2 separate regions of the Homo sapiens genome follow, and region 2 is linked to region 1. Evidence: read pairs that join two places in POLR2A ChIA-PET (ENCODE). Cell type or tissue: OCI-LY7. All regions are shown on one strand.

Region 1 (5,000 bases):
ACAGAACATAAGAATTGACTATAACTCAAAAATGACTTCCATCCTACACAGATATTAAAGCCCAGCCCTTCCTTCCAATATGTTTGCAGACTGAGTAGCCATAAATGAGTTTTATATTACTTCCCACCCACCTGACACACAAATGAACTAAAATGCACCCTTAAAGAGATATCGTCTCTCTTCAGGCAGCAAGTTTGGCAAGAAATTGCAATATAAAAATGCAGGAAGGAGGATTAGAATATCCTCAAGTCTGGCCTTGCCTCAGGAAGATACACCCTCAGACTGCCAAAGGAAAGCTTCTCTGCTGGTAGATTCATTCTCCCCAAAATGTTTAGGAAGCCAACCCTAAAAAGCTATGCCACCCACAGTAAAGGATATTCCATTTTTATGTGACTCAAGCTCATAACAATTTCTGATGGCTCTCTGAACTTAGCAATCCAACACAACCTCTAGTACCACTTCAATCCCTGAAACACAAGTAAACCTCATTCCTCCAGTTTCAATATAGGCCACTGTCCTCAGAATGTGGGGAGTTGGAAACAAGCAGATTGCAGAATATACATCTAGGTTTCAGATCACACAGACTTCAGCAGCCAGTACCTTCTAAGCTCTCCTCGCCTGTGGCCTTAGTGACATTATCTTAAGAGTATTCTCATAATTCCTGGTGCTGGTGAGGCTGGCCGGAAATAAACACTTAAGCACAGCTAGCAGGAGTAAACATTTATACAAATTTTTTGAAAAGCCATTTGGATGCTGGGCATGGTGGCTCACGCCTGTGATCCCAGCACTTTGGGAGGCCGAGCTGGGTGGATCACGAGGTCAGGAGTTTGAGACCAGCCTGGCCAACATAGTGAAACCCTGTCTCTACTAAAAATAAAAAAATTAGCCAGGCATGGTGGTGTGTGCCTGTAATCCCAGCTACTTGGGAAGCTGAGGCAGGAGAATTGCTCGAACCCAAGAAGCAGAGGTTGCTGTGAGCTGAGATTGCACCATGGTACTCCAGCCTGGGCAACAGAACAAGACTCCGTCTCAGAAAAAAGGAAAAAAAAAGAAAAAAGAAAAAAGAAAGAAAAGCCATTCAGGAATATGTATCAAGAACCTTAAAAACATTCTCACTCTGCCCTATGATAATGAGACTATAACCTAATACGGAAACAAGTTTTAGCCAGAAAGATGTTTACTGCAGAATTTTTTAATGAAAATAAAAAAACACCTAAATATTCAAAAGTAGAGTGGCTGTATATGGCATGACAGAATATTATGCAGCCAGTATGTATGTTTGTAAAATAATAATAAGAGAAAAAATGCAAAGTTCAAAGTTGAGCTTCATAGTACAATTAAAAACTAGAAAAAATAAATCTAACGTATGTATAGACAAAAAAGCAAAGGAACTATTCCAAATATCAGTTGATTTTAGATAGTGGACCCATGACGAGTTTTTCCTCCCTGCTTTCTACTGCTCTATACTAAGTATGTGTCAAGCTTTATTTGAAAAACTCAAGTACAAGTCCACGGTACAACCTAGCACTCTGGGGGCACTGGCACTCCAAAAGAAAGTTGCCTTCCCACTCCAGGAGAAAAGACCATCTCACCGGGGACCGCTGTGCCCACCCCAGGTCTGAAACGTCCCCTATCCGCGGACGGAAGCATCTTCAGGGGTCGCTGGAGAACCGTGGGGGCGCGAGCGCGCAGCTTCCGCGAACACCCGGGAAGACCGCCTGCGGCGCACCGCCCCGGGGGCTTTGGCTGACGATCACGGAAGCTCCGCCGGGCGAGGGAGGACGGCAGCAGCCCGGAGAGAAGGTCTCTGCAGAGCGGGGACGCAGGGTCCCGGGTGACACTCGGCGAGGGGAGCCTCCCCTTTGACTGTCTCGCTGAGACCTCTCAGGCTTCTAGTTTTCAAACACGAGGGTTGAATTATTCGGAGAGCTCAGCAGAAAGCGGATTAAGAAGGGGAAAGCCGAGGGAGCCATAAACTGACAAGTGCTGCGACCTCTCCGGCCACCAGGGGCCGAAGTCTCACCACTGCCCCCACCCGCGGCGCCAGGCATCGCCTCCCTCGTGGCAGAACCCTGTCCAAGTGCGCGGAGAAACGCAAAGCGCGGCAGGGACGGCTCCCTGAAGCCCACCGGGTAAAAGCAATGCCAGACATCAAAACCAGGAGCCTCCGAGAGCCGTCATCGGACAAGATAGGAAGAAGAGTCCCTAATAGGGCCCTAAAATACCCCCTAAGTTTGTCCCTCTGGGGTGAATTTGAAGTCTTCAGAGCTAAGTGGCTGATTATGAGCCTCAGCACCTCGGGTCCCAGGTGATATTTTGGTGATGAGACTCCACCCTAAAGGGATAGCAACTCTGTAAAAGCTGAAAAAGAATTCCTACATAATATCAATAATCACACCAGAATGGATCTCTTCTGTAAATTAACATTTTAAAAGATATCTTTACCAATAAAGAGATTTAAAGGGAGTGTTTCTTGTAAATACGGTTAATAAGCATGTCGATATATATACATATATATATATATCTTAAACAGTGTCATTTTACTTCTATTAAATTAGTTTTTTAAAAAAAATCTTGAGCTGGAGAGGTGTTTGTTTCACGAGCGCACAATGCATAATACTTTGGTAGACACTGTTCTGAGCAATATACAAATACTCATTCCCAATAATAGACCTATGAGGTGGGTACTGTGTCACTCCCACTTTAAAGAGGCAGTAACTGAGGCACAGGTAGGTTAAATACTTTGCAGAAGTTCACACAGCTGGTAAATGCCAAGTGTCAAGCTGGAATTCAAAGCTGGGCAGAGTGGTTCCGCTTAGTTATTGTGAGACCAATATCCTCCTATGTTACTGCTAACTTTTTAAACAGGTACAACTTTATTGTAAAGCAATGTGGCTAATATATCAAAAGCAATAAAAATATTCATACGCTTAGAAATAATAATCCCATTCTGAGAAAATATTCCAAAATGACATGCATGAAGAAAGCCATTACTATAGTATTGATAAGACAGAAAAACTAGAACCATCATTGTCCATCAGTAGGTGAATAATAACTTTGGGTAAGTCAGCTCAGTGAGGAGGTATGTGTACATGCCCACGTGGTTCTCCAGCGATCCCTGAAGATGATCCACTGGAGGCTTCTGTTTCCTGATTGGAGACGTTTCTAGGCCTGGGGGCTTCGAGGCAGCCACAGGAGAGATGGTCTTTTCTCCTGGCATGGGAAAGTGACTTTCTTTGGCAGCGCCAATGCCATCATGAAAAATTAAATTATGAAGAGGATGCAACTGCAAGAAAAGTCTTTTTACATCATAATGTTAACAGGAAAATAGAATGTAAAACCATGTGTGATACTTTAAAATATATGCACATGACCAAAAATAAAAGGAAGGAACACAAAAGAGAAAAATAACAATCTGACAAAGAGATTACTGCTAATATTTTTTCTTTCAAGAATTTCCCTTTTTGTTGTTACAGTCGTGTTGTTATGCATAAAGTTTGGAGAAACTGAAGTACATCTCAAAGTATTTATGAGAATAAGCCATATTTCCTGCGTCAAGAGCATCCCAAAGGAAACCTGTAACAGGGATGGTTCTACGGTATTTAAATGTTCTCTGAGCGGGGCTCCCTCTTGCCAGGGAAGGAGGATCATGCTGGCAGCTGGAATTAGCACCGTTCTCAGCCGCTGTATTAGAGAACCCCAGCAGAGATGAATGCTGCAGGGATTCCAGGCCTAGCATCAATGCCCACAAATCATAATGATGGTGAAAGAAGCAGAAGCCAATGTCTGGGGCTTTTCACACCCAGCAGCTAAAGAAATACAGTCCAGTCATGAGAAACTTAGTTTCAGATCTCACCAACGGGCAGTCTAAGGATGTGCCACATTCTTCACTTCCTATCTGTCTGTGCCAGATATCAACCAACAGTCCCTGGGAAAGAGACAAGAGTGAGCTAGATCATTTCTTGAATCTACTCTAAAACTCCAAGGTGTGAAACTTTTAGACTCCCTAGGAAATCAAGTTGAAGCAAGGAAAAATCAAGACAAAAATTCTCAACTCAAGACAACATGCATTGAATACACATTCATGTAAACGTGCAAAGAGAGATGATACCACTTTAACAAACTGTAAATATTATTTCACACAAAAATCACCATCTAAAAAAATCACTCTTCAAAAAAAAAATAAGGTGGAAACTAAAAGGTTTCAAAGAGATGAATTATTAGACTTACTAAATAAAGTTGGGTCATGGTTAAAACCAAAGCAAACATTTCTGGAACAACTAAATAGGGTGAAATCGAATGGTTTCAAAGAAATGGCATATTATTTTTAATTCAGCAACCTTTAATCAGGAGTTTGTCGATTGACCAAGTTCTAAGCCTTCTCCAAAAGCCAGTAGAGTACCTTTTAGTCACTGTGTGCTTAAGAACTGTGTCAATGTACAACTCTTGCCACCCCAATCCCTACCTTTTACTAACTGGACAGACCCAAAAATGTCAGTTTGGCTGGGAAAGCCAGTCCCTTGAAATGTACTACAACCAGGCCAGATACAGTGGCTCATGCCTGTAATCCCAACACTTTGGGAGGCCAAAGCTGGAGGACCGCTTGAGCCCAGGGTTTGGACACCAGTCTGAGCAACACAGCAAGACCGTATCTCCATTTTTTAAAAAGTACTGTAACCAAGTGAAGGTGCAAAGTTTTCAGATTTGAAAGCAATCTTCTGAGCCTACAAGTGTTGTAATTGAATCCAAAGTTTTGTTGAAAGGCACATACAATCACGTAAGTGGTTTTTGAATGGGAGGCAAAAAACCATAAGAGGCTTTTCAGATAGATTGTAGTGGCCTGTAAACACGTCTTACTTCAAGTTTATTGCTTTTAACAGAAAATCCAAATAATACATGGAGGAGCTGGTCGTTTAAATATCATTCCTATTCCCCAAAAGACAACCCTGTCCCCCCTACCCCGCCACACGCATACAGACTTGCCACACTCCTTCCCAGTG
Region 2 (5,000 bases), 88 kb after region 1:
GCTAACACAGTGAAACGCCATTCTACTAAAAATACAAAAAATTAGCCAGGCGTGGTGGCATGTGCCTGTGGTCCCAGCTACTTGGGAGGCTGACGCAGGAGAATTGCTTGAACCCGGGAAGCGGAGGGTGCAGTGAGCCGAGATCGCGCCACTGCACTCCAGCCTGGGCGACAGAGCAACACTCCATCTCCAAAAAAAAGAGATTAGGGACAAATAATTATATATAATATACAATTAATAAGTACATAAATATTAATATATGTACTTTATAACAAATAATTTAAAATGTCAAGTCCCAAAAGTCAAGAAAAAACTGAAGAACTGGTCCAGATTAAAGCAGATAAAAGAAACATGACAACTAAATGTAACATAAGATGCTGGAATACCAAAAAATGAAGTTTTAAAAAAAAAAAATTACACCGGGCATGGTGGCTCACGCCTGCAATCCCAGCACTTAGGAAGGCTGAGGTGGGTGGATCTCGAGGTCAGGAGTTCAAGACCAGCCTGGCCAAGATGGTGAAACCCCACCTCTACTAAAAATACAAAAAAATTAGCCGGGCGTGGTGGCAGGCACCTGTAATCCCAGCCACTCGGGAGGCTGAGGCAGAGAATTGCTTGAACTCAGGAGGTGGAGGTTGCAGTGAGCTGAGATCATGCCACTGCACTCCAGACTGGGTGACACAGTGAGACTCGTATTAAAAAAAAAAAAAAAAAATTGTTACTATCAGCTGGGCACGGTGGCTCACGCCTGTAACCCCAGCACTTTGGGAGGCTGAGGCAGGCAGATCACCTGAGGTTGGGAGTTTGAGAGCAGCCTGACCAACATGGAGAAACCCCATCTCTACTAAAAATACAAAATTAGCTGGGCTTGGTGGTGCATGCCTGTAATCCCAGCTACTCAGGAGGCTGAGGTTGCAGTGAGCCGAAATTGCGCCATTGCACTCTAGCCTGGGCAACAAGAGCCAAACTCCATCTCAAAAAAAAAAAGTTACCAACAAGCTATTTTAGACATATGTTGTGACATCTTGTTAAATTAAGGGTATGTAAGACACATGCTACCAATTCATAAAAACATATTTTAAGCTGGGCACAGTGGCTCATGCCTCTAATCCCACCACTTTGGGAGGCCAAGGTCGGAGGATTGCTTAAGCCCAAGATTTCGAGACCAGCCTAGGCTACATGGCAAGACCTCGTCTCTACAAAAAAATAAATAAAAATTTTGCTGGGCCTGGTGATACATGCCTGTGGTCCCAGTTAGGAGGCTAAGGATGGAGGATCGCTGAGCCTGGAAGGTGGAGGCTGCAGTGAGTTGTGTTTGTACCACTGCACTCCAGATTGGGTGACAGAACAAGACCCTATCTCAAAAAAATTAAAAATACATACATACATTTTAATATACTTAATCTACATAAAGGCTCAATGACATGAATATTCTTTAAAAAAGAACTATATGTATATTAAACTGTGCAGGCCTTTTCTAAATAAGTATCTGTCATATATTTTAAGAGCAACATGTAGACTTATTTAAAAAGAAAACTTGAAGTAGATAAAACTAAACACATTTATCTCTTCTGAAAGATTTTTACAAAGCAGCTATAGAAGTTCTTACATTATACTGCTCCAGATTTTTCTCTTTATTTGCTTCAGTGTCTTCCAAATCCTTATGTATAGCAGCAATCTGTCTTTTCTTGTCATTAATAGCCTGATCTAAAGACTTGAGTTCCTTTTTAATCCACTTATCCCTTTCTTCTTTTGATGTAAACTGGCTTCCTCGACCCTGCTTTGCATAAAGATCCGTTCTTTCCTGGGTAGCTTGAGCCAATCTACACAAAATAGAAGCAAATGGGATGAAAAGGAGAATAATAACCAAGTTTAATTGCAACCAATAATGTCAACTGCACACAGAAACATAAAGCCATTTTTCAAAAAGATACAAAAAGAATTAAGTGTAAAAAGCAGCTACTATATAATTGAGCTCCTCGGACAACCTAGTTTTACATAATATGATGTAGAAAGTTAAAGTGTTGGTGAAAGTTCTCAGACCTAGCAATTCCTCGTTCTTCTTTCTCTTTCACACTGTTGAATTTGGGTTCTGTTTCTGCCAGTTCTTTCTGCTTTTCTTCTATTTTTTCAAGCAGCTTCTGCCTCTCTTTTAATAAACGTTTCTGTAAACAAAGTAAAAATGCAAACTGCTTTAAATTTTTTGCATAATTTAGGTCTAGCATAAATGTTTTCTCAGGAAAAAAACTTCATGAGAAAACCCACCTGTAACATGAAACTCTTTTTTAATGTAAGAAACAAAGGGACAGTACCAAGTTGTTACTTGAGTACAAATTATGCTAACGTAGCAAAGCTTAAAAAAAAATTCCAACACACACCAGTCACAGAAAGGGCTGTCTTCTACAGTTGCTACTCACCTGAACATTCACATCTTTCATTTTTAGCATTTTAACTTACCCTTTGTTCACTATTGCCTGCTAGTTCATCTTGTAAATCCTTGGCTTTAAGCTCCAACTTAGTCCTCTGCTTAATCTGCTCTTGTCTTTCAGCACTAAGCTGTTCTTTTTCTTCTTTCATAGCTGAAATTTTTGTTTTCAATTCTCTAACTTGGCGTTCGATATCCTATTCAAAAGTATTAAACAGAAAATAAGGCAATTAGAAGTACAATAGCAGAATTGTGACACCATTAATTCTCTTTCACTTAATGTTTAGTAATACTCTGTCCTTTCAATATTCAATTCCTCTAACTCTCCCTTGTGTAATCATTCCATAATTCTGGTACAAAAGGGTTTACTATGGTCAAAAACATACGATGGCTGGACATGGTTGCTCATGCCTGTAAACTCAGCACTTTGGGAGGCCCAGGTGGGAGGACTCCTTGAACCCAGGAGTTCAAAACCAGCCTGGGCAACATACTGAGATTCCATCTCTTCAAAAAATAACAAAAATAGGAGGCTGAGGTGGGAGGATCACTTGAGCTTGAGAGATCAAGGCTGCAGTGAGCTGTGATCTCACCACTGCACTCCAGCCTGTGCAATGGAGTGAGACCCTGTCTTCCAAAAAAAAAAAAAAAACTTCAGGAGGCTGAGGCAGAAGGACCACTTGAGCCCAGGAGTTTGTGACCAGCCTGGGCAACATGGTAAGACCTTGTCTCTACAATATATTTAAAAACTAGACAGGTGTGGTGGTACACACCTGTGCTCCAGCTATTCAGGAAGCTGCGGCAAGAGGATTGCCTGAGCCCAGGAAGTCAAGGCTACAATGAGCCATGATGGCACCACTGTACTCCAGCCTGGATGACAGAACAAGACCCTGTCTCAAAAGTAAAAAGTAAGTTAACATGAACCTTGTTTATAATCTTACCTCCATTTTATCTCTTGCATCCTGCTGAGCATCTCTTAATTGTCTGGATTTTTCTCCACTAGTCTCTCGCTTAGCAGAAAGCTAAGAAAAAAAACAACTTATCATATCTAACTCATTTTGTAATTACTAAATATTTCATAACATCTAATAAAAATTTTTCTATTAAAATAAACCAAAAGTAACTGCTCAAATTTTCTACAAAAATTTTAAAAATGATTTTAAACTAGAAAACTGAAGCACTAAATTTTTGTACAAAATGTGTAGTTTAGGATATACTACAACTACAAGAAGCCTTCAAAATGGCTTTCCTCTCATCTTGTCTGCCTAATACCACCATCTGATTATATTTCAGATAATACTATATAGCAAGGACCACATGGCTAATTTCCTTGAACTAAAAAAACTTGCTGACTAATAAATTCATTGAGAGGTTTTTTTTAAGTTTCTATTTAAAATCACTGAAAAGTGTAATTATGGCCTGAGTTTAACAAATTCATAAAAACAAAATTAATCTGATTTTAAGTGTCACAGGTAAATATTTTACCTCATCAAGTTTGGCACGAGTCTCGTTAAGTTCCTGATTGTAAATGGTATATTCCAGGGCTCGTCTCATTTTATCCCACTTCTGATACTGAGCTAGTTCTTCCTTTTCTTCCTCTAGAGTATGTAATCTCTCTTCAATGTATTTTAACAACTCATTGATTTTTTCCCGTTTGCCCTCTTAAAAGAAATGGGGAGAGAGGTGGAAGAATTGAATAAGATTTTTATGTAATATCACTTCTTAAATATACCTTGAATTAAATTATTTTTAAGAACTGTAGCATTATTTCTTTGATGTGATGTGGTAACCCAATTTAAAATACTAAAATAGCAATTAACCCATTTATGCCAGAGGTTGCAAATTTTTTTCTGTGAAAAATCAGACCTTGGCAATGACCTTGAGCAGTAGAATATAAGTAACATCCACAAGCTTAGGATTCCAATAATGGAATGCTAGGCATAAATGGGTTAAGATCCTTTATTATGAAAAGCACCAGAGAACAAATTTACACATGGTGACACTGGTTCTTTTATAACATGTAGTAAGGGCCTCAGTTTAAGCTTCCTTTTAAAAAGTCAGTGTGCCGGCCAGGCGCAGTGGCTCATGAGTAATCCCAGCACTTTGAGAGGCCAAGGCAGGTGGATCATCTGAAGTCAGGAGTTCGAGATCAGCCTGGACAACATGGTGAAACCCTGTCTCTACTAAAAATACAAAAATTAACTGAGTATGGTGGTGGGCACCTGTAATCCCAGCTACTCAGGGAGGCTGAGGCAGGAGAATCACTTGAACCCGGGAGGCAGAGGTTGCAATAAGCAGAGATCGCGCCACTGCACTCCAGCCTGGGTGACAGAGCAAGACTCCATCTCAAAAAAAAAAAAAAAAAAAGTCAGTGTGCGTTTCCACAATATTTTTAAAAGCTACTAACATCATTGGTGTTATGGATTCTCAATTTTTATTAATAACAGCATTATCTAATGCTGTCATATACTAAACACCTACTATATTCCCATCATGGAGCCACTCTGTCACAAAAACAGTAATTTGCAACAAAAAAATAAGGCAGAATCACATTTATTTTACCTGTTTCTTTCATTAA

What was found. ChIA-PET counts read pairs that join two places held together with the same protein. Peaks named below come from ENCODE experiments on the same cell type or tissue, not always from the same donor. Only the 100,000 strongest peaks of a DNase experiment are listed, where the experiment ranks them.
Region 2: POLR2A ChIA-PET joins it to region 1 with 9 read pairs; 2 of 35 experiments call an interaction of 5 or more read pairs at or near these places.

Annotation. Positions count from the first base shown.
Region 1 is chr10:110,669,261-110,674,260 of GRCh38, reverse strand. All of the region lies in intron 1 of RBM20 (RNA binding motif protein 20), which reads right to left. Among named protein-coding and RNA genes, the nearest start is that of RBM20, 27 kb to the right of the region's middle. RefSeq lists an enhancer at 1,466-1,755. In OCI-LY7, CTCF peaks have their summits at 1,783 and 1,986 (motif pointing right); DNase peaks (open chromatin) are centred at 1,750 and 2,010; H3K4me3 peaks cover 1,311 bases; H3K27ac peaks cover 1,154 bases.
Region 2 is chr10:110,581,006-110,586,005 of GRCh38, reverse strand. SMC3 (structural maintenance of chromosomes 3) reads right to left here. Exons shown (of 29, transcript NM_005445.4): 8 at 4,985-5,000; 9 at 3,908-4,083; 10 at 3,364-3,444; 11 at 2,458-2,622; 12 at 2,044-2,165; 13 at 1,610-1,823. Among named protein-coding and RNA genes, the nearest start is that of SMC3, 16 kb to the right of the region's middle. In OCI-LY7, no CTCF peak of the experiment used is centred here; no DNase peak of the experiment used is centred here.